Linked DNA regions of Homo sapiens: all the other regions are linked to region 3. A link is a contact called in ENCODE Hi-C or POLR2A ChIA-PET data. All regions are on one chromosome and are shown on one strand. Each heading gives the region's core, a stretch centred on a gene start or an enhancer-like site at or near the end of the contact. The rest is flanking DNA. Distances are from core to core; before and after follow the strand shown.

Region 1 (3,310 bases), core at 1-2,500, 580 kb after region 3:
TTCATAGTCCAGCAGATCAGTCACAGTGGGCCGTTCCCCGCAAGCTGCACAGTCGAGCCTGCGGCTCCGCAGCCGAATAGAGCGGAAATGCCCTCTCAGGGCATCAAAGAGCAACAAGCTGCCACTGTAAGAGGGGCCCAGACCCGCAGCGATTTTCAGCACTTCCAAGGCCTGCAGGCAGCCCAGGACCCCGGTAACGACACCGAGCACCCCGCCGTCCGCGCAGTTGGTCACTGTCTCCGCTGGGGGTGGTTGGGGGAATATGCAGCGATAGCAAGGGCCACCGTCATAATGGTAGACTGTGATTTGGCCCTCGAAGCGCAAGGCACTGGCAGACACGAGGGGCCGACCCGCCAGCACACATGCGTCATTAACCAGGTAGCGAGTGGGCACGTTGTCCGAGCAGTCAGCCACCACATCATATCGGCGGACCAGGTCTAGGGCAGTGGCTGGCGTAAGGGCCTGAGTGTACGGCACGCATTCCACTGCCGAATTGAGGCGGCGCAGCGAGGCGGCGGCCGAAAAGGCCTTGGCCTGGCCAGCCAGTGCCTCGCCATGCAGCACTTGGCGGGCCAGGTTGCTCATCTCTACCACGTCATAGTCCACAAGGCCAAGGCGGCCCACGCCGGCCGCTGCCAAGTACTGCGCTAGTGGACAGCCGAGCCCACCGCAGCCCACGATTAGCACGCACGCGGTCCCCAGGCGCAGCTGTCCGTGCACGCCCAGCTCGGGCAGCACTAGCTGCCGGCTATAGCGCAGAATCTCATCTCGGGACAGAGCGGCCTTCGGCGGCAGCGGCGACACCGGAACCAGCCGTTCTGGCTGCGGTTCCTGCTCAGCCAAAAGAGCCGACGCCAGCTTCTGCTTCAGCGAATTCAATTCCTCCTCACGTTGGGCAACTTCAGCTTGTAAGGCGAGTACCTCCTCCCGGGAAGCCATGGCGACCTCTTCCGGAAGTTGTCGTGAAAGGCATTTCCGCTTCCGTCTTCTGTCTCCTAGCGACTGGGATAAACTAAAAAACTTTATGGAGCTTGGGAAAAGGTGATGAATAGATATTTACTTCCTGAAGAAACCTTCAGATTAAACTTCAAAGATGTATAAATCCAGAATATTTCTAATTGAACCACGCAATGGCCCTAGAAGAACTAGCGATCAATCACACAGGTCATCCCCCGCTTCCGAATTTGGTACGGTCCGACCCGTCCTTTTCCGCGCCACATTACGTAATTCCGCTTCCGGCATCTGGCTCAGTTCCGCCATGGCCTCCTTGGAAGTCAGTCGTAGTCCTCGCAGGTCTCGGCGGGAGCTGGAAGTGCGCAGTCCACGACAGAACAAATATTCGGTGCTTTTACCTACCTACAACGAGCGCGAGAACCTGCCGCTCATCGTGTGGCTGCTGGTGAAAAGCTTCTCCGAGAGGTAGCGCACCAGGTCTCCCTCCCCGAAGAATGAGATGAGCTGGCTTCCCCGGCCCGGGTGTCGGCAGCTGGCTGCGCGAAGCGGCCCTGTCCAGCCTTCTTTGCCTCACACAGGAAGGCCCGGGGAGAGGGCCACCCTGCGAGGGAAGCAGAGGCGGATGCTTGTTGGGTTTTCTTCGTGTCCTGGGTTCTCATTCCTGCCCTTGGGTTTTGTGAGACTCTCATTTATCTTTATTATGTAGTACTCCCGTCCCCCGCCTTTCCGTAGAAAGGTTGGCCACTCTTTTACTTGGAAGCGAGGCTGAAAGCGTGATCCCACTCCTCCCTCTAGGCGGTCAGGATCTGCGGCAAGAGCCGGGAGTCCAAGCGAGAGCTCTCACTCTCCGCTCCGGTGCCGAGTGCTTACATAAGCATGAGGTTTGGTGTGTGTGGGTTAGGGAGCTATTGCTGGGCACGATAACCTTTCTGGAAAGGAGAAAGCAGAAGAGCATCTTCGCTGATCACTGGTGGATGTTTGGTGTGATTGTTAGAACCGGGATGGGGGGTGGGTGGAGTTCGAATTTGGAAGTGTTAATGCAGTGTTTTTAAAAACTGCAAAAAATCCTGGAGTCAGTACGAAGTAACTTGTTTTACGATTGCACAAATGGGATCATGCTGTGAAATCTTTGAAGACTTTTTCTCATATTAACATGTACAAACATAGCAAATTACTTTGGAAGTTAGGTAACATTCCATATGGCTGTGTTATTTATTTAATCAGGTCATGGCAATGAACTGGATTATTTCCAGCGCCTTTTGGTTGTTTCTGTTTTTTGGCTTTTGCTTTGTCGATGAGAACAAGGACTTTGTTCACACCATATTTTCCAGCTAAATTTAGAAAAGTGCTTGACACATAGCGGTGCTCCTTTATTGCATCAGTGTTGGCAGCAGACGCGTTCATACTTTTACTTGTGTACTAGGGATAAATTCTTCGAGGTAGGATTGCTGGGTCGACAGAAATGTGCTTAAAATGGACAGTTACTGCCAAATTGCTCTAAAGAAAAAAAAGGTTGTACAAGTTTGGACTCTCCATTCTTCAGAGTGCCTGTTTCCCTATCAACCAGCCCGCCTGAGCATTAGACTTAACATTGTTGGAAGTACTCATTTGTGAAAACCATTGCTGTTTTGATTGTATTTCCTTGAATAACTGCCTTCATATGCCTTGCCCCTCAGAGTTTTAAAATTTTTATTTTTCCTGTTTAATCTTTTAATTTTGATTTCTATAAGCTCTAAATTAAAGAAAGTAACTATCATACAACCGATCTCGTTCAGGGCTTGTATTCTAATTTTGCAATTTTTTTTTTTGCTGTTTTAATTTTTTTATGTAGTACAATTTATGTTTCCTTTTAATGGTTTGTGAATCAATCTTTTAAGATCAAAATGAAGTTTGATAAAGGAAACAAAACTTTTCAGATGCAATCAAATTACTTGAAGTCAGCCCAGCTTGGTACCTTTGAGCTGCCTCACCCTCAGGTGGTGTAGCTGCTTTGAAGTGGTAGGGGACAGTAATTTGCTTTTAACGACCCCATTTTGTTTATGGAATTTCTCTTTCAGCACGTCTATTAAAATCACCTTACATATTTTGGCATGTAAAGGCACCAGTGCCCAGATTTAAGGCACAGTGGGAAGCCAAAGTCATTGTTCTACTCTTGGAGAATAGATAACACAGGGGTTTGCTTTCTTGTCTTCAAAGTTTGCTGGGGCTGACTTGTTAAAGCCTTTAACAGTGGAATATGTTTTCTGGTTGATTTTCTTGTATTTGTTTCTTTTTTCTTTTTCTTTTTTTTTTTTTTCTTTTGGAGACGGAGTCTTGCTCTGTTGCCCAGGCTGGAGTGCGGTGGCGCCATCTTGGC
Region 2 (3,151 bases), core at 167-2,666, 560 kb after region 3:
TCCCTCCGGGGACTGACTTAGGAGAAGAGTTGGTCCCATGGGAAGATGGGATGCTCCACATGGCCCGACCTGAGAAATGCATCCCTGCCGTGCTGAAGGAGCTCACCGGTGAGCCCACCCACCTCGCTGCCACTGTTCAATAGTTAAGGAAGTGCTCAAAGCTGGAAGGCGACCCAAACTTGGCCAGCCCCGCACTGTGCCCACCCTGAAATCCCTCTCCGGTTTCCCAGCCCTGCACAGCCCTGCCACAAGCTGGTTTTCTCCCAGGAACGTCTGCAGGATTGAGGAAGCCACAGGGCCCACCGAGGAGGCCCTCCTGCTCTGGCAGGGGTGTCCTGTTGAGCCCTGCTGGCCCAGTCCCAACGGAAGGAAGGAGTGTCCTTGGCTGGACCCCTGGGCTTCACACACCGCGCCGCCCAGTCCTCAGGAAGTCCGCAGAACACAGCCCACACTTCTCACAGTGGCCTGGCCCTGCGTCCTCTAACCCTGACTTTAGCCTGTCCCCTCTCTCTCCTTTCCGGACTCCAGCCACACTGGCCCTGCCTCTTCCTCAAACGCACAGAGCTCTGTCCCACTTCGGAGCATTTGCCTTTGCCGGTGCCTCCACCTGCCTGGGCTGCCTCCACCCAGACCCCAGAGGGCTCACTCCCACCCGCATGTCTGCGCCAGGTCCCGTCTCCCTCGAGGGTCCTGTTGGTGCCAGTCCCCACCTCCCTGTGCCACTGTCCTTTCTCATTTCCTTCAAGCCGGTCCCAACAGTGCAATTGTTGTCTGTCTTTCCCGAAGTCTCGTCTATTTCTCCCACCAGCTGTGAGCTCCAAGGAAACAGGTGTCACACCTGCCCGGCTCACTCCACATCTCCAGCCCACATTGTTCCACAAATGTGTGTTGAAGAGATGAACACTAGCCTCACTTTGCACACAAGGGAACTCAGAGAAGTGAAGTGACTTAAGGACAGACAGAAGTGTCTCCGAAGGTTACACCCTTGACCTGTGCCACACAGCCCAAGTTCAGCATGGCCTCTGAGTAGGGTAGGTCACCTCCCAATGAAGTAACTTTTCCCATTTGAGGGGGTCACCACTGGCCTACGAACCCTCCCACATCACTGACTCTGGTGACATCATACAGGCGAGATTCAGTCATCGGGTCAGCTGCATATGGTGCAATCCCTCAGCCCATGATTCATTCATTCCAACTGACATTTGCAAAGAATGTGTAGACACAATATAAGTGGAACGTTTCACTCACAGGGAAGAGGAACGGGTTACTCATTCCTTTAGCCACTAAATTGGCAAATGAATTTTTACTGCCTCCGAGAGCTGGAGACAAAGGAGGGGCCTATTCTAGATGTGCTTCTAGGCATACTCAAAAACTCAGACACATCACACAGGGGTTTTTTTTAAAGAGTCATCGAATATTCCAAACCTTATTCAGACTATAAGATGGTTGCCAGAGTGATTCAATCAATCATTCCACAAATAAACAAGGAAAGCATGTACTACGTCAGATGGTGACGGAGCCATGGAGAGAAACAAAGCGGGGAAGCCCAAGAGGAGATGCGATTGTAATTGGCATGTCTTAATTTTAAATTATTTAAGTTGACCTGGCACAGTGGCTCGTGCCTGTAATCCTAGCACTTTGGGAGGCCGAGGCCAGAGGACTGCTTGAGGCCAGGAGTTCAAGACCAACTTGGCCAACACAGTGAGCCCCATCTCAAATTTAATAATAATAAAAAATAAAATAAATGAATACATGATTTAAGTTAAGTAATGAAGGAAGGCCTCCCTGAGAAAGCGACATTTGGGCAAAGTGGAAGGAACAGCCCATGCAAAGGCCCGGAGGACCATGCCTGATGTGTTGGAGGCACAGACATAAGGTGGTGGGGGCAGGGCAAGCAGGGTGGTGAGGCTGGAGAGGAAGAGGGCAGATCGGAGTCCTCTGGGCAATGTGACTTTTACCCTGAGTGAGATGAGAGCCAGCGTAGGGTGGTTTTCTGTTTGACTTTTTTCTAGAGACAAGGTCTTGCTCTGTTTTCAGGCAGAGTGCAGTGACATTCTCAGAGATTACTGCAGCCTCCAACTCCCAGGCTCAAGCAATCCTCTGGCATCAGCCCCCTGAGCAGCTGAGGCCACAGGCATGCACCACCATGCCTAGGTAATCATGTGTGTGTGTGTGTGTGTGTGTGTGTGTGTGTGTGTGTGTGTGTGTAGAGATGGGGTCTCGCTATGTTGCACAGGCTGATCTCAAACTCCTGGCCTCAAGCGGGAGTCACAGGCATGAGCCATTGCAGCAGGCCAGAAGGGGGGCATTTTCAGCACAGGCGTAAAAAGATACCCCTGAGGTGTTAACACGTTCCCTCTGGGAACAAGAGACCAGAGAGGAGGTGACTTTAACAGTTCAGCTGAGAGGTGATGGTATGTGGACCAGGTGAGTGATGAGAAGCAGGAAGATTCTGCATGTTTTGAAGGTACAGCCCATAGGGTGTTGATGGCAAACGGAATGTGGGAATAAGAAAAAGAGAGGGGCCAGGAGCAGTGGCTCATGCCTGTAATCCCAGCACTTTGGGAGGCCGAGGCGGGTGGATCACCTGAGGTCAGGAGTTCAAGACCAGCCTGGCCAACATGGTGAAACCCTGTCTCTACCAAAAATATAAAAAATTAGCCGGGCATGGTGGTGGGTGCCTGTAATCCCAGCTACTTGGGAGACTGAGGCAGGAGAATTGCTTGAACCTGTGAGACAGAGGTTGCAGCAAGCCAAGATCACGCTACTGCACACCAGCCTGGGCAACAGAGCAAGAGTGAAGAGGAAGAAGAAGAAGAAGAGGAAGAGGAAGAAGAAGAAGAGGAAGAGGAAGAAGAGGAAGAGGAAGAATAAGAAGAGGAGGAGGAGGAAGAAAGGAAGGAAGGAAAAGAAAAGAAAAAAGAAAAAGAGAGGGGTCAAGAACAATTCCAAGATTTGTGGCCTCAGCACCTGAGAGGATGGAGGCTCCACTTTTGGAGCAGGGGATGGCCGTAGGAAGAGCGGGTTTGGCAAGGTGGGCTCAGGGGAAGTTTAGTGTATCAAACCAAAATTCTGTGGACTCGAAAAGATCAAGATGATCCCAAAATTATTATTCACAGAAACCCAAACATCAGCCCAGCACCAGGGGAAA
Region 3 (3,202 bases), core at 368-2,867:
TCAACACTGGCTGCACCTTAGATTCATCTGAAGTTTAAAAAAATTTTCAGGCCGGGCGTGGTGGCTCACACCTGTAATCCCAGCACTTGGGGAGGCCGAGGCGGGTGGATCACGAGGTCAGGAGATCAAGACCTTCCTGGCTAACACAGTGAAACCCCATCTCTACTAAAAATACAAAAAAGTAGCCAGGCATGGTGGCTGGCGCCTGTAGTCCCAGCTACTCGGGAGGCTGAGGCAGGAGAATGGCGTGAACCCAGAAGGCAGAGCTTGCAATGAGCCAAGATCGCGCCACTGCACTCCAGCCTGGGCGACAGAGCGAGACTCCGTCTCCAAAAAAAAAAAAAAAAAAAAAAAAAAAAATTAGGAATTCTGCTTCAGTGGGTTTGGATTGCAGCCCAGCACGGGAGTTTAAAAAGGTGTCCCAGGTGATTCTAATATGTGGGAAGGGTTGAAGACCACTGTTTTGATCTTTTCTACCTCTGTGAGTCTGTTTCCAACTTCAGCTAAGTTGGTGGAGCCCCCTGGCAGAGTTTTATTGGAGGGTGTTCTTTAGTTACTGGGTCCTTATGCAGTGTTTGCCAAATGTACCTGTTCATTAATGCTCACGTTGGGTGCTTAATTAAAAATACACATTCACGAGTCTGTATTCAGACTTATGGAATCAGAAGCTCCAGGGAGGGGCCTGGGAATCATGCTTTAAACAAGCAGCCAGGCGTGTTTGTCACTTGCCAACCGCCCCATCAGAACTGTACTCCTCGTTCTCCCTCCAGCACACCCAGCCCCTTCGAGCTCTGGCTCTGTGTTTTGGTTCTCACTGCCAGAACACACTTCCCCAAGATCGCCTCATCAATCAGGTTTCTTCAAATGTCACCTCCTCAGAGAGGTCCTCCTTGACCACCCAAGGGACTAAAGCCACCCCAACCTTTATCCCATACCCTGGTGAGTTCTCTCCTGGCCCCATAAGCAGATGCTTTTTGTCCTGTTTCTCTCCTTCAGGCCTCTCCCACTACCAGAGCCTGAGCTTCCGAGGGCAACAGTGTCTGGCTCCGGCTGGGTGCCCAGCACCTGGCACGTGGTAGGTGGCCAGGAGGCATAGCTGTAACGGGGGGGACTAGTGCTGTCAGTCCGATTCCTTCCTAGGCGCTGGGGAGTTGAGTTCAGGGCCATGCAGGTGTCTGAAGTACTGTGAAAATCATGCCGCCCCCGTGGGCACACGGAGACGCCTGGAGACACGGGTCTGCAATAGAAGGGGGTGGATACCCCCTTCCACCCCATGGAGAAGAAAAGCAGGAAAAAGTGTGGGGCCAGTGGGTCCCTTAGGGCAAAAGTCCTAGTGGCGGCAGCTTTCTTGTCTAGACCCTGGTTCGCGCAGCGCGTGTCGCACTCACCCGTGGAGGGTGGGAGACAGCGGCCGCCCCAGCGCCCAGCGGTGGCCCGGGACAGTGTGGTCAGGTCCGCGGACAGCCTCCTTCCTCCCGGCACCGGCCAGCCCAGGCCGCGCGCCCCTCCCCTCCGGTCCCCTGGTGGCGGCCCCGCCCCCGCCGGCCTGGCCGCCCTGTCCCCGCCTCCACGCCCCCCCCCCCCCCGCCTCCCCGGGCTGCAACAGGTGCCTCCGGAGCAGGAAGCTCGCGCCGCCGTCGCCGCCGCCGCTCAGCTTCCCCGGGCGCGTCCAGGACCCGCTGCGCCAGGCGCGCCGTCCCCGGACCCGGCGTGCGTCCCTACGAGGAAAGGGACCCCGCCGCTCGAGCCGCCTCCGCCAGCCCCACTGCGAGGGGTCCCAGAGCCAGCCGCGCCCGCCCTCGCCCCCGGCCCCGCAGCCTTCCCGCCCTGCGCGCCATGAACGCCCCCGAGCGGCAGCCCCAACCCGACGGCGGGGACGCCCCAGGCCACGAGCCTGGGGGCAGCCCCCAAGACGAGCTTGACTTCTCCATCCTCTTCGACTATGAGTATTTGAATCCGAACGAAGGTCGGTGGAGGCTACCCCTGGCCTGGCCCCTGAGCCCGCCAGGGGCTCAGGCCTGGGGACTGGGCACAGGAGTCCTCTTGGCTCCAGCCGTCCCCCTTCCTAAGGGGCCTGGAGGGAGGGTGCCCCTACCCAGGTGCCAGGGAGGGGAGGCGTCAGTGGCCCCTGCCACCCTTAGGGGGCGGTCGGCTCCCTCTTGCCCCTTAGGGGCACCAGTTTCTGGTTGCTCATGACTGCTCCCTGAGGGTCACTCTCAGCAAAACAAAAGGTGGCAGGCAGGTCCCAAGGCTGGGGGGCGGGTGCTGTCTGCTGGCCTCTTGCCTGGGACTGGGCTGTCAAAGGGCAAGGGACATGATTTCTGTGCCTTTGGAGGGAGGAGGTGAGGAAGCGAAGAATGGAGTTAGCAGGGAGGAGTTGCCAAAAAAAGAAGGAAGGGGGGTGCAGCTGAACCCAGTTATCAAGGGTAGGAGGCCGCTCCTTCCCTCCAGGCACTGAAGTGAGGCCACGCAGCTCCCATCACCTCCTGTGAGCAGTGGTTGACGGGGACTTTGTGTTGAAACTGAGGAAGAGGTTGTCTGTCTGATGCTGGAGAGGGTTAAAACCTTTGGTATTATAAGGCCGGCCCATTTCCTCCCTGGGTTCTGCTGCTGAACCCATCACTTACCACTCACAAGAGGATTGGTCTGAGCTATATTAAGTGATCTTCTACGCTTAGTCCTAATGGATGTGGTGGGATGGGGTAGGGTGAGGGGCAGCTGCAGCATGGATTCAGAAGGACACAGGCTCTTTCTGCCTGAACTTTGTCACTCTGTGCCTCCAACTGCCCTCAGTTGCTGGGGGCTGGGGACTTCCCCGGGCTGGGCCCAATGCTTATCTGTCACTTCACGTGTTTAACAGGAGCATTCGTTAGAGGGAGGAGGAGGAGGAGGGGGAAGCGGCCACACGCCCAACCTCACTGTGTATTTCTGGTTAGCAGGTTGTCTTGGAAAAAACAAAAAACCCAACCAGGCTTCCTGATTTTGACAGCCCAGCCCAGCCCAGCCAATGCTTGTTGAAGGCTCAGTGGCAGGCCTGTTAGTAGCTTCCAGACGCACTCTGGGCTTGCCTCCATCTAGTGTGTAGGAAGGGCTTGTGCTGACTGGCTCGTGGAGGAAGCCTGTCAAGGAGGCTTGGTGGCCTGATGTTTCCCACAAACACTGTGTTAGGCAGATAATGAAGTTTTCGCTTCCATCGGTGTCC

The links. A loop is a pair of places that touch in the nucleus more often than their neighbours do. ChIA-PET counts read pairs that join two places held with the same protein, here RNA polymerase II (POLR2A). Pooled maps may share reads with other maps.
Region 1: a loop to region 3 is called in a map of naive thymus-derived CD4-positive, alpha-beta T cell, with 15 times the contacts of the local background. The contact joins the promoter of DPM1 here to the promoter of NFATC2 in region 3. A Hi-C loop is called at or near these places in 2 of 168 maps with a recorded cell type or tissue (both naive thymus-derived CD4-positive, alpha-beta T cell), 1 of 37 single-sample maps with no recorded cell type and 12 of 50 pooled maps. POLR2A ChIA-PET finds 5 or more read pairs at or near these places in 5 of 52 experiments (CD4-positive, alpha-beta T cell, Caco-2, T-cell and 2 more).
Region 2: a map of HepG2 shows a loop between it and region 3 (2.8-fold over the local background). The contact joins the enhancer-like site here to the promoter of NFATC2 in region 3. A Hi-C loop is called at or near these places in 1 of 168 maps with a recorded cell type or tissue (HepG2) and 5 of 50 pooled maps. POLR2A ChIA-PET finds 5 or more read pairs at or near these places in 2 of 52 experiments (Caco-2 and activated B cell).

What each region holds. Positions count from the first base shown.
Region 1 is chr20:50,956,472-50,959,781 of GRCh38, reverse strand. DPM1 (dolichyl-phosphate mannosyltransferase subunit 1, catalytic) reads left to right here and starts at 1,250. Exons shown (of 9, transcript NM_003859.3): 1 at 1,250-1,419. The coding sequence starts at 1,259. MOCS3 (molybdenum cofactor synthesis 3) reads right to left here and starts at 964. Exons shown (of 1, transcript NM_014484.5): 1 at 1-964. The coding sequence starts at 939. RefSeq lists enhancers at 181-791, 1,004-1,493.
Region 2 is chr20:50,978,421-50,981,571 of GRCh38, reverse strand. No RefSeq gene overlaps it. Among named protein-coding and RNA genes, the nearest start is that of MOCS3, 21 kb to the right of the region's middle. Within about 2 kb of position 1,416, at least 3 of the 41 ENCODE cell types and tissues checked have a DNase peak (open chromatin) inside an H3K27ac peak, as active enhancers do.
Region 3 is chr20:51,541,134-51,544,335 of GRCh38, reverse strand. It overlaps NFATC2 (nuclear factor of activated T cells 2), which reads left to right and starts at 1,617. Exons shown (of 11, transcript NM_012340.5): 1 at 1,617-1,966. The coding sequence starts at 1,837. RefSeq lists silencers at 1,603-1,762, 1,773-1,882 and an enhancer at 2,647-3,202.